Regions from separate parts of the Homo sapiens genome. Here region 1 is linked to region 2. A link is an interaction called in ENCODE POLR2A ChIA-PET data of the cell type or tissue named here. Cell type or tissue: HCT116. All regions are shown on one strand. Region 1 has its middle 43 kb from the start of LINC03055. Region 2 has its middle 50 kb from the start of LINC03055.

What was found. ChIA-PET counts read pairs that join two places held together with the same protein. Peaks named below come from ENCODE experiments on the same cell type or tissue, not always from the same donor. Only the 100,000 strongest peaks of a DNase experiment are listed, where the experiment ranks them.
Region 1: POLR2A ChIA-PET joins it to region 2 with 6 read pairs; 4 of 35 experiments call an interaction of 5 or more read pairs at or near these places.

What each region holds. Positions count from the first base shown.
Region 1 is chr6:6,841,750-6,844,249 of GRCh38, forward strand. No RefSeq gene overlaps it. Among named protein-coding and RNA genes, the nearest start is that of LINC03055, 43 kb to the right of the region's middle. In HCT116, no CTCF peak of the experiment used is centred here; a DNase peak (open chromatin) is centred at 1,515.
Region 2 is chr6:6,934,040-6,936,539 of GRCh38, forward strand. No RefSeq gene overlaps it. Among named protein-coding and RNA genes, the nearest start is that of LINC03055, 50 kb to the left of the region's middle. In HCT116, no CTCF peak of the experiment used is centred here; no DNase peak of the experiment used is centred here.

The DNA of each region.
Region 1 (2,500 bases), 92 kb before region 2:
CTGGCAGTGCAGCCTGGGTGCCTGCAGATGGGGTCATGGGTTTGTGCCAGCTGCCACGTGGTGTGGGCAGCTCAGGCAACTCCAGTCCTGGATACCCACAAGCCAGAAGCTCAAGTGGCACCCTTCATCTCCCCAGACCCTGGCCAGGAGCAGGAAGGACTTCTTCCTTTCCCAATTTAAGGGCTGGAAACCAAAGAGAGTCCAGATTCTATTTCCAGTCTCCTCACATTGCTTCCTCCCTAAGCTTTTCCTCCCAAAGCCAGCTTGGTCTGGATGGGCAAGCATCCAGTTCTTTCAAATGAAAAGATGAGAATGAGAGAAAGAAAGGGGGAGAGAACAGAGGCACAGGGAGGAAAGGAAGGAAGAATGGAGAAGAGGAAGAAGGGAGAAGAGGAGAGGAGAGGAGAGGAGGCGAGGGGAGAAGAAGGGAACCAGAAGGGGAACCTGTCCTTGCTCACTCTCTTTCACTTAAAATGTAACTCTACCTGGAGACAAAGAATTTGCCCAAAAGAGCATCGCCCCCGACACGGATTTTTTTTTCACAAGTTTCGGTTTTCCTCTTTCTTTTCTTTCTTTTTTAAAAGCAGGAATGAATTCAATCCTAGAGTCTCATGAGAGGAGATCACTCAGCCTGCTAGAAGGACCATCCTGTCTGGAATCACAGGAATTAAGAGAAACCACAACTTTTCTCAACTCTCAGCGCAACATAAAACATGTCAGCACTTGGGAAAAGGCAGGTGAGTGACAAAGAAAAGCCCTTGCAATGAACTCATTCCTTCCTGGTTGTCTGTCCGGGTCTGCTTGCTATCCACTCGCCAATCTAGAGACCTCTCTCTCCACACCCTCCTCTCCAGAACCCACCCCACATCCTGACCGCTCTGCAAAATGATAGGTGTGATTAACCTGCCACACACTTGAACTTAGAGAGAAAGTGTGTTAAGGAAACAGGAAAGGGAGGGGAAATAATGTGAATATCAAATGTATGGTATATACCAAGTAGGTTAGCAGGGCAAGCCTTAAGTGAAGGGTGAGAAAGCAGCATTCGGCCGCACAGGTGCACTTGGGGAGTTGAGAGTTAAGCTTCATTCACTCACATTTCATTCTGCAGCGACAAAGGCTGCGAAGAACCACCTTGAGCTTAAAAAATGCCCAAGCATGATGGGACAGAATAGGATGGGTTACCAGGGAATCTTAAGATGGGGTCGGCGATGCTCCACAGAGCAGTTGGTCTTGCACCTAAGAACACCTTATGTGTAATTCGCCAAGGTTAAGCAGGGCCCCTCTCAGAATTTCACCTTGGCCCCTCCTTCATGGCCATGGTTTTAGGGCAGCACCTCCAATGAGAATGGAAAAGGGCACACCTTTTGCTTTTCCCCAGACACAGAATTCAACCACTAGTGCAATGCGTGGAGAACACAGACTTTCCAGGCTTCCTGTTTAAATCTCTCCAAGGAAAGGTATTTACAACACACCAGGCTGGGATGAGTCATTCAAAATACTCAAGAATTTTCAGCTCCATTTTAAAGGCAAACAAGCCGGATCTCTTCAAAAACTGCCTTTGGGAAGGGCCGAAGAGTAGTCAGGAGATTCTATCCTGACTTCATCTGGCCATCTATGTAACGAATGATTGCTCTGGTATCTCTTTACTCAGGGCCAGCTCTGCCACACACCCCACCCTCCACCTCTCCATCCAGCTAATCCTCACCATGGCGCCCTCCAGAGCATTCCCAGGCCAGCTTCTGACACCTCTACTACCTCTGACTGAGGGGAGCAGTAATTTTTTAAAAAAGAAAAGAAATCCCCACTTTTTTTTCTCCTTCCTTAGGGCAGAAAATCCAGAATTATTAAATAATGATAACCTAAAGCTGTACAACATAAATTACTGACAGTTTCCCCTTGGAAGACTGAAAATAAAATTACCTTAAGCCAGCATAATTCCTTAGCACACAAAGGCAAGCTCTAAAATAGCAAACATGGACTGAAGCTTTGCACATTTCCAGGTAACTTTCTGTACACAAATATGGAGCAGCCCATTCCTTACTAGTAAATATCCACTTCCAGATGGAAGCTTGGGTGAGCCTTGTCAGGAAATTCTCTGTTTCTTGGAAGCAAAGAAGTCCATTATGGAAGATTGGAGGTCTATTTTTTTTTTTATTTTCTTCAGAGACAGGATCTCGCTATGTTGCCCAGGCTGGTTGCAAACTCCTAGGCTCAAGAGATCCTCCTGCCTTGGCCTCCCAAAGTGCTGGGGTTACAAGCATGAGCCATCATGCCCAGCCAAGGCTGCAGGTCTAAAGAGAGGTCCCCAGAAGTTATCTTTGAGGTCACTCATGTTCCAGGAACTCCATCTTTGTGTATGGCTTCTGGAAGCCACAGAAGGACTGTCTGCCCAAAGGACTTGGGAAGGGCCCCAGACTCCAGTGCCCCGGTACTAACAACGTCTTTCTGGTGTGCATTCACACAAAAGCGCATAACTACTTTTCTCTTGAACAAAACCAGG
Region 2 (2,500 bases):
TGAGTGAATCACACTGGGTCACTAGATACTATAATATTTGGAATTTTACATTATCAAAGCCTTGCATCTCCTCCACAGGATTGCCAGAAGAATTCATGAAATTAGACGGATTCATAGACAATTTTAAGTTTCTCATGTGAAAACAGTGTGAGAAATACAAGATGATAATCATAAAAATAACTGTGGCTAGGATGGAAAAGGTGGGCATTGTATGCAATTTGAAAAAGCCTTCTCAAGGTTATATTTATGTCAGGGATACTGGAAGTACTGTTTTGGGGATAAAACTATAAAAAGTACAGTTCAGCTGGGTGTGGTAGTTCATGTCTGTAATCCCAATACTTTGAGAGGCTAAGGTGGAAGGATGACTTGAGCCCAGGAGTTCAAGACCAACCTGGGCAACACAGCAAGACCCCATCTCCACAAAAAATTAAAAAATTAGCTGAGTGTGGTGATGCACACCTGTAGTCCCAACTACTCAGGAGGCTGCAGTGGGGCCTCACTTGAGCCCAGGAGGTCGAGGCTGCAGTGAACTATGATCACACTGCTTCACTCCAGCCTGGGCAACAGAGAGAGACCCTGTCTCAAAAAAAAAAAGTATATAAAAATAAAGAGCAAAATTTGACTGGTTCTTTTTGGCCGATAAGAGAGGAAGCCCAGAATATATTGGGATTCTTAACAGGAGGACAAGCCACTGTATCAGAGGCATACCAGAATCTGGAAGAGAAGGGGAGGGTGGATGACAAAGGACATATAAATTTTATATCTGCAAACTTCATATACATGTTTTAAAAGGTAAAAAAGCAAACAAGCAACTCCACCGACCGCGGCTACTCAGGCTATAGTCAGGACCCACAGTGTGGGCATCCCATGGAGCCTGATAGAAAGGGGGACTCTCAGGCCCACCCAGACCTACAGAATCAGAATCCGCATTTTGTCAAGATCCCCAGGAGATACCCATGCACGTGAATGTTTAAGAAACTTGGTTGGGTGCAGTGGCTCACACTTGTAATCACAACAGTTTGGCAGGCTGAGGCGGGCAGATCTCGTGACCCCAGAAGTTCGAGACCGGCCTAGGCAACTTAGCGAAATCCCATCTCTTTAAAAAATAAGCCAGGCTTTGTGGTTCATGCCTGTAGTCACAGCTACTTGGGAGGCTGAGGTGGGAGGATCACCTGAGCCTGGGAGGTGGAGGCTGCAGTGAGCCATGATTGCACTACTTCATTCCAGCCTGGACCACAGAGCGAGACCCTGTCTCTAAAAAAAAAAAAAAAAAGAAAGAAAAAAGAAAGTTTGAGAAACTTTAAGACCCTTTGCAATAAATTCACCTCACATCTACGACAGTGTATTTGACAAGGAGCTTCATATCCAATGAAAATATTGGAAGCTGCGGTAATAGCTGTCAAAAGCCGAGTGGCTTTTCCCAGTACAGTTTCCTTAAGTAAGATGTCTTTCCTACATTTTTATACTGTGCACAGTCCTAAGTATTCTAACCGCTTTGCACTAATTTGGGGATACATTATATCAGAAGTTTGCTCTATTGGGGCTGCATGCAGTGGCTCATACCTGTAATCCCAGCACTTTGGGAGGCCAAGGCAGGAGGATCACTTGAGGTCGGAGTTCAAGACCAGCCTGGGCAACATAGTGAAACGCTGTCTCTCAAAACAAAAAAAACTTAAATCTGAAAAAAAAAAGAAGTCTGCTGTTTTCCTCTTAAATTATGGGATTTGACATTTAGCCCTTTTCTTTATGAACATATATGCCTTGAATCTCTTCCTATATAGTACACATGTACACCTACTGACATATGTATAATCAGTAGGTTTGCTTTTGTCATTTGTCATTGTATGCCCCCATTTTGCAGGTGTTGACAGGGTCCACCTGAGAATCATAATCATAAATCATAAATGACCCATTCTGGCTGCTTTGCTGGACAGATTCTCTATTGTGGCCCTTTCTAATTCTCCACCACTATAAATAGAGGTATTATGAATATTATTGTGCAAAGTTACTAATTTTCCCCTTTTCAAAAGGTTATTTCCTGGTGGAATATCCCCAAAGAGATAAAGCACAGTTCCTGACTTGAGGAATCTTTCGTGGGCATGTGGAAGTTGGCACCCTGCAGGGCCACACACTTGGGCAGGTGCTGGACACACCCTCTGCCCCTCCGGGCACACTCTCTATCCTGCTCCAGCCCCAGGCCCTGCCTGGCCTTTAAGAACTCTATCAAAGGGCTCATTTTCCTTCTGGCTCCCCTTAGGGCTGACTAGAAGGAGGCTCTAGGAGGAGAAGGGAGAATAGGTGGAGAGAAGGAGGAGTCCCTCCCTACCAGGCTGCAGATTGGCACAGGATCTGCTCCTTACCAATGCTTCCATCAGGAGGCTTCCCTGCACTTGAGGGACTCTTTCTTCTTGCCCCTTCAGGCTTCGGCTGGCCACGGTTTCCCCAGTGCTAGCCAGCTGGTTTTCCATAAACCTGCCCCCATCTTTGTAAAGAGATTCTG